Regions from separate parts of the Homo sapiens genome. Here region 2 is linked to region 1. A link is an interaction called in ENCODE POLR2A ChIA-PET data of the cell type or tissue named here. Cell type or tissue: OCI-LY7. All regions are shown on one strand.

Region 1 (4,000 bases):
TTTTTTTCTTGCTGCCTTTCTTTGATGTCTGCACATTGATGGATTGATCTCTTCTAGACTTTATAGACTGATTTTAGCAGAGAAAAATCGTCCCCTTGAGATAGGACTAAAGGTACCAGCTGAGAGTGAAGGAATGCAGAAGTTCTAGCTCCAGTGAGGATGCAGAAGTTTAGTCTGCATGCAGCTCTGTCAGCTGAGATTGGTGTTGACAAAGATTGCAGATGTTCTCAGTGGCCAAGGCTGTGGGTGTCCTCAGCAATAGTGAGAGCTGTTAGGATCTTCAGTGGTGAAGGCTATTGTGGTCCTTCCAATCTCTTTTTGTTCCACTTGGGAAGTCATGGCCAAGAGGCTCTCCTTTTATGCCAGGTTCAGCTTGAGGGCATGCTTGCAGTGGTAGTGGCACCAGTGTCTGATTATAGTGTCCATGGAAAAAAGGCAGAGAGTTGGGGTCTGAAACATGGTCACATGTGGAGGAACCATGGCTTGAGTCTGGCGTGGTGTGCTCAGGGCACAGGCATCCTCATTGCTGCATTGATAATGGTGTGCAAGGTGGCATGCAGCAGCATCTCCTTCTTGGGAGTCTGCAGCAGGGATGGCTCTTGATTGCCTTAGTGGTGAAAGATGCCCATGTTTTCTGCAGAGCAGGCCACTGGGGACTGTGAATAACACCTGCTGCCTGGCTGATCTGAATAGCCCCTGCCCTTCTTTGTTTCTAGCCATCTCCAGATGTCTTAGGTACGCCATTCTCCCCAGAAATTATTTCTGTGTAGTCGTTCTTCTTCTTCTTCTTTTTTTTAATCTAATGTGTGGCTGTAAATTCTTAAATGGACCCTAGAACTCTCTTAAGGCTATTATCATTCATAGATAACTATTTTTTTTGTGTGAGGGGGAGGATGAAGGCTAACATCTTTTAGATTGCCATCTTGCTGATGTCACTGTGGCCTGGGCTTCTGCTGCATCCTTCAAAATCCATTTTGCATTTGTTTCTGCTAAGCCCTGGAAATTTCATTGGCCTAGGAACAATTTTTATGATAATTCCTTATTTGGGCTTTCCCAGAGCACACACATTAATGTGGCATGGTCCTGGGCTTTAGTTATTTCAGGGGAAATTTTATGTTTTTCCCAGAACTCATACAAAGACAAACTTGCTTATCATCTGTCTGTGCTAATGGGTGGATTTTTTCCCCCACCCACCATTCATTTATTAAAAGGTAGTTTTTGAGGGTCTACACTGTATGCAGGTGTTTTAGTTTCAAGTTTCTTCCTTTTGAAGCCTTAAGGTTTTGTTTCCTAGTTCCACATGGACTTTAAACACTAAGCCCATAAAAAGTATCTAGTATTGGCCGGGCATGGTGATTCACACCTGTAATCCCAGCACTTTGGGAGGCCGAGGCTGGTGGATCATTTGGGGTCAGGGGTTCAAGACAAGCCTGGCCAACATGATGAAACCCCGTCTGTACTAAAATACAAAAATTAGCCAGGCGTGGAGGCGGGCGCCTGTAATCCCAGCTACTTGTGAGGCTGAGGCAAGAGAATATCTTGAACCTGGGAGGCAGAGGTTGCAGTGAGCTGAGATCGCCCCACTGCACTCCAGCCTGGGGGACAGAGCAAGCCTCCATCTAAAAAAAAAAAAATACATAGCTACTGTTTAATTTCCTCCGTTACACCTCCCAGGGGATCAGTAATGCCAATTTACATGTTTAACACTCTGCTTTCACTTCATCATTTATCTACAATGGGGGGATTTCTCTCCTTTCTTACATATATAGTTATGTATTTAAAAATTATGTAATATTTATTCATCACTTATAAGCATTTAAGTGGGAGAATTTAAAGTGGGAGAATTTTCAGGTGTTTTAGTCTAACCAAACCTGCCAGAACTAGTATTCCCCACTTCTTGTTTTCCAAGTGGTGGTGGATTTTATTTTGATTTTTAAATTTTTTCATCATCTAAGGGGATTTTGAAAGTAAGAAAATTTAAATACCAGTGCTTAGTTTGCTATCTTGGATCATGTCTTCCATTATAAGTAATTGATCCAATTGGCTGGAGTCACAGGCTTTCTGATAATATTGATGACCCTTAATTTTCTCTGTATTTGTGGAGTTCTGTTATTCTATAATCATCTTTCCCTTGCAACCAAAACCTTTTTCATTCTCCCAATAGTGTGTCCACCAATACCACAATTATATCTTTAAACTTTTTTTCTTTATAGTTTCCTATGTATCTGATGCCAGATAAAAGTGAAAAATTTAATTAATTGAGAAACACTGGAAGAAAATTCTATTTTTAGTTATGCACAAACACTGAAATTGTTAGAAGTTAGCTCTAGAACTGATCCCACCCTTTGCCTTATCCTTGTCTCAGCTCTGGGTTCCTTCACCAGTGGGCCATTGATAGCTTTGCCATATACTTTCTTATGACTAGTTTTCCTGGACAGGTCAATAATGGTGGTTTCTTGTCACAAGGCATGTAAGCTTCCTGTAAGACACAGACAAATCTGCCACTATGGCATTGAGGAAATGACAATGCTAAATTTGAGTGAGATGGTTAAAGAGAGAAGAAAGAAGAAAGGAGGCTAAAGCTGAGACAAAATATGAGGAAGCGGCTCATCTGGGAGAACCCTGAAAAATTTATATAATGAGATTGCAATGAGCTTGGTTACAGGAAGTATGGGATACCTTCTAAGAAGAATCTTGGGGATAAAGGATTATGAGGGAAAAAAATAAGACTTCAATCCAGAGAAGCAGAGCAGGCTGCCGTAAATAAAATTAAAGCAGATTTGTAACTTAGTAAAAACAAAGTCCAGGAACCTAGGTATCTTTCTGGATTCTGGCTCCACTCTTACACCCCACACCTAATCAGTCATGAAGCTCTGCAGATTTTGACTCTGGCAAAATTTATCTCCTCCTCTTCATCAGAACCACCTTAGTTCAAGCCTTCATCTTTTCTATCCTGGACTGTATCAGTGGCCATACAGCTCTTCTATTTATCTCTAGCTTTATTCCTTCTAGTCCACATACACCCTGCTGTCCAAATTCAAAATGATCATGTTCTGATCATGGTTGAAATGCCACCATTAGTCTTGAAATATTTAGGGTTTATGGGTGCTACTCACCTTATGTCTCTTCTCCAGGTTTGGAACTAAGTTGACAAAGTCAGATTGGAGACAAAATATCAGCTTTAATAATGACCATACTAGACTAGATCATGTGACTTATATTTCAGCCAAATGGAGATTTTCTCTACTTTTCTATCAATAGGCTTTGGGACTTACTGTTAGGAGAGTTGTGTTTAGCCAGCAGAGGACCCTGGCTTCTGTGATAACTCATTGAGATAATTACACATAAGAAAATAAGCAGGAAGAGATTACTTTCTGTTTGAGGACAAGTGAAGAGAGAGAACAAGGTCATGAGCTGACATCTTCAACCCAACTCACCAATCAGATGAGCCTCTTCTCCCATGCAGAGGAACAAATAGTAGGAATAAAAGGACAATGGTAAAAGGACCAAAAGAGTTTTATCTAGTGGTGTTCTTTCCTGGGAATGGAGTGGGTGTCTCCTCCACCCTATGAAAATATAAAGATTTTCCCACCTTCCCACTTTTGGGCCTTACCTCTTGTGATGCTCTTCCTCATACCTTTGGATCTGCCATTCTAAAGTGCCTGTGGATACCTGAGCAGCCCGAATGGGTCCCTGACCTCTTACCATGCTCCTGATGCTTTCTAGGCCTGGAACTTCTCCATCTTCCTAAGTCTTATTTGCTTGATTGAAACCTACCTATCTCTCAATATTCATTTCTTCTGGAAGCCTTTACTCCTTAATCTCCACTGTGTCCATTCACATGCTGTACAGAGCTCCACCACAGCAGTGGGACACAAGTATGTTTACTCTTTTCTATTAGTCTTCTGATGCTAGAATGCAATTTCCATCAGGGCAGGGACCATATCTTTTTATCTGGGTATGTCTAGTGCCAAGTGTATTGCCCATCAAGCAGGGGCAT
Region 2 (4,000 bases), 130 kb after region 1:
AACTAACTGCTATGCCAGTCACTTCTCCAAATTTCATTTCCCCACTACACCCTGGCTGCTCTTTTACTCTTCAGAATTCTCAGGTAGTCATTTTCTGTATTTTATGTAACATATAATTGTTACCAGTTGGATGGCTTGTCTGATTGTTACCAGTTAGATGGCTTGTCTGAAGGGAATTTACAATATTATTCCAGAAGTGAAATTCTAGCTTAACTATGAATGGACATATTTATACTCATTGGTCAGTAAGGTCTGCATTATTCAGGATGTATCTACATATGTGTGTATATGCATTTTACGTACTTGGACTGCAATTGTATTAAATGCTTATTTTACATATTTGAACACTTTTCATGCTTTAAAAATATTCTTCTAAGACGCGAGTTTAATAGCTTTATAATACTGCATCTATATACGTACCCTAATTTACCATTCTTCTGTATATTTTTGTTTTTTTGCTTTTGTAAAAACTTTGAGATGAAATCTTTTCCTCTCTTCCTCAGAATAAACTTTTATTGTGAAAAGTAGTATACGGAACTTTGCATCTCATAATCCAGAAAGTTTTTACATTGTATGGCACCAGCAGGAAATCATTTATGAGTTCCAACACTGGGTGCTGTACTTTCTTTATTGTTTTTGCAAAAATGATAACAGAAATTACATTTTATTGTTTAAATTTTAATTTACTTGACTATTAGTGAAGTAGAATATAATCTTATGTGTTTCAGGGAGTGTTCTTTTTTTAATCAATAGTCCATTTAGGATAAAAATTTTTCACATTTTCAACAAGTTAAGATACTCTTTTCCTAACAAATTATGTGAGTTTTTTAATGAACTAAGGATAGTAATCTTTAATTAATTATGTGTGATATAGATATCTATGGTATGTCTTTTGCCTTTTACTTTTGTTTATGGTATCTTTAACCTACCAAGGTTATTTAATAGATTATGAACATGTGCTAATTTACCAAGATATCTTGCTTAGCCATAGGTTAAGACATGAGGACTTCTACTGAAACTTCTCTAAATATGGAACCAAGACTTCATCTGAGTTTGAGATTAAGAGAAGAAATTATCACAGGTAATGTGGAGACAAGTCACTTCTCCAATTGTGTTCTCTAAAGTGTGGTGTTTTGATGGTCAAAACCTCATAAAATTAGGTCCAGGAGAGAAAGAATTAGAAATAGGAATTGCTAACAGAAAAAGACCATTTCAGAATCATGGACTGAGGGTTACCGTTCAAGAGAACTATAACCCTTGGGCCACCCAGTCTATAGAGCAGCTTCATTTTTTGCAAAAGTGAATATGGTGGCATATAGATTAAAGTATTAATTATTTTCTGTGCTACACACTTACAGGAGAAAACTCTTAATATCCAAGACAAAAACAGTGCCTTGCTGATGAATGAAGAGACATGTGTGTCAAAAATATAACTGACAAAAGGCCGGGCATGGTGGCTCACGCCTATAAACCCAGCACTTTGGGAAGCTGAGGCCAGTAGATTGCTTGAGCCCAGAATTTCAAGAGCAGCCTGGGCAACATGGCAAAACCCCAACTCTACTAAAAAATAAATAAATAAATAAATAAATAAATAAATAAATAAATAAGAATATAACTGACAATGTAGGAGCCTCTTACAGGTTCCCTTGATGCTTCAGTTTCCTCTGTTTACTCTGCTTTTTGTGGTAAAATCATATTTACAAATTCTTCTCTTCCTGACAATTATAAATTCTTATCTCTCCCTTCCTTGGATTCGTTGAGTGAACCTATCTACACAAACTACTCTTAAAATGGACCTTTACCCTCTTTCCTGTCCATGGGCAATTACTGTGATTATTCTTTAGCAGCTACTGTTTCTTCAGCCCTTCTGCTAGGATAGGGCTGCTTTACATACACCATGTGGAGTCAAAAAAGAACAGAGAGAAGTAGTCACAAAAAGAGGAAGTAGTGGTTAGTGGGTTCTTGAGAAAGTTCTCCAAAGGTTACAAACTGAAAAGATTGAAAAATTAACAGTTCTATGCTAATCTCTGGTGTCTCCTTTTTGGCAGCTCCATGAGGAAGAAAAAATAATCTGTGACTTCTGTACCTTCTTCATGACCACCGGGCAAGACTGACTCTCTGACCAGTGCACAGGAGACTCATCAATATCTATCTAAGCCCTTTCTCTCTAACAGCTGCCAGAGTTTGGTCTTCTATCATCTCAGGCCAAGGAAGCGCAGTGGTTACACTCATCTCCACTCCGGTCACCTGCTTTCCATTTTATGCGAGCAGGTCCTGCCTTACAAAATAAACGTATCTGCTGAGAAATGCCAATGAGGGAGACAGAAGAGATCTTCAAAGGGAAAGGCAGATTTTGTAAGTGGTTGTTGATGGACCAAATTCCATGTTATAAATCTTCTCAGGGTGCAGTAGTTGATATAACTCCATTGAGATGGACCCTGAAAACAAATATGCACAAAAGGAATTTTACAGATAAATCCGTGTTCCATGCCTAGAATAAAGTAATACCATTATAATCATTATCTGCTTTCAATATCCAACCCTGCCATTTAGTTTCAGCTTCAGGTCCACCGGATCCTTCAAATATTTCTTCATACAATCTCCTTTTGTCCCTCAGGACCTGTTGGAAAGAAAGGCGTCCAATGCTAATAAGGAAAAGAGAAGAGCCTTCCTCTCCATGCAGGTTTAAGTCTACTGAAAGTGGAAATTACTCTTTTATTTATAAATACTGATAGGACTCTTTTGGTAGCAGGGAACATGGACCCACTTATGCAACCTTAAGTAAAAACGGTAATTTATGGTAAAGGAAAATGGATAGCTGTCAGAATTCTAAGCAGGAAGGTCATAAACAAGCTGGAATCAGAAAGTGGGAGGTTGTTGGGATCCTTGGAACTACCTCGACCCTGCAATCAGACAGACTCCTCTACCTGCCCTCTGTGTCCTTGGACAAACTGCTCAACCTCCCTATGCGTCAGTTTCCTCATCTGTAAAATGGGAACAATGATATCCATCTTTTAAGATTTTTGTGAGGATTGAATGAATTAAACAAGTAAAGAGATTGGATCTAGGTCTGAAATTTGCTAGCCACTCAAATACTAGTTATTTCATTGGTTGTTTCATATTTTCTGCCCACGTATGTTGACTTCTATTTTGTTTCTTTTAAATAATTTGCCACTTTCTGAAATTGTCTAATTTACCTAATTGCTGACTTGTAGAGCATGGGTCTTCTCCTCTAGTATTTAAGGTTTATCACACCCTCAGTAGAGGGAAGGCAATGAGTGTTCTGCTACATGTCCTGTTTGCTGGAGCGGAGAACTTTCAGCCTGTTTCTGACCCAGTCCTCTGAGTACCTCTGCTCTGAAAGTTGTAACTGTCTCTCTTTCCCAGGGCTGTTTCTATCTCCTTAGCCAAAAAGCCAGACTTCCTAGCCCAAGGAGGGGAGCTCAGTGAACCTCAACTATAAGGCTGAATCAATCAGGATTAATGTAGTTTCAAGCCAGACTGAGTAGATGACCATTACTACTGCTACTACTTTAAGTTCTGCCCCCTTTGAAGGATTTCCTTCATCACTTTCTTTCAAGAACAATACTAATTGTGGTTGCAGTAATACAACAGTCCACTTCCAGTTTTGCTAACATATTTTACTAAATCATCTGTGAAGCAAGCCCTGGTTTTCCTTCTGTAGTTATCTAGTTAAAAGGAGTTCCACATGAGGCTATAGATGTGAACTGCAGGAGAGGAGGGAATGCAGTAAAAGTTGGTACCTTAGCAGTCTGAGCCACCTGCTCATACAACTTACTTATGCCTTGTTAAACCCAGTCATATATACATCATATATATATAGATGTATTGCTGCTGTGCATGTACAATCTTGTGGCTACATAAAACCCCACTCATGATGAGCAGTTCGAATTGCAGATTGCGTGGTCACTTGATGTCCCATGTTAAGTATTAAGTTTTTAGTAAGGTCTAGGCAAACTTGATGCTGTATCCTAAAAGA

The links. ChIA-PET counts read pairs that join two places held together with the same protein. Peaks named below come from ENCODE experiments on the same cell type or tissue, not always from the same donor. Only the 100,000 strongest peaks of a DNase experiment are listed, where the experiment ranks them.
Region 2: POLR2A ChIA-PET joins it to region 1 with 6 read pairs; 1 of 35 experiments calls an interaction of 5 or more read pairs at or near these places.

The regions. Positions count from the first base shown.
Region 1 is chr1:157,781,648-157,785,647 of GRCh38, reverse strand. No RefSeq gene overlaps it. Among named protein-coding and RNA genes, the nearest start is that of FCRL2, 6.5 kb to the right of the region's middle. In OCI-LY7, no CTCF peak of the experiment used is centred here; DNase peaks (open chromatin) are centred at 197, 657, 1,677 and 2,497; H3K4me3 peaks cover 1,841 bases; H3K27ac peaks cover 3,939 bases.
Region 2 is chr1:157,651,260-157,655,259 of GRCh38, reverse strand. It overlaps LOC105371457 (a long non-coding RNA gene), which reads left to right. Exons shown (of 3, transcript XR_922184.3): 2 at 986-1,081; 3 at 2,049-3,076. Among named protein-coding and RNA genes, the nearest start is that of FCRL3-AS1, 42 kb to the left of the region's middle. In OCI-LY7, no CTCF peak of the experiment used is centred here; DNase peaks (open chromatin) are centred at 1,919 and 2,219; H3K4me3 peaks cover 725 bases; H3K27ac peaks cover 2,069 bases.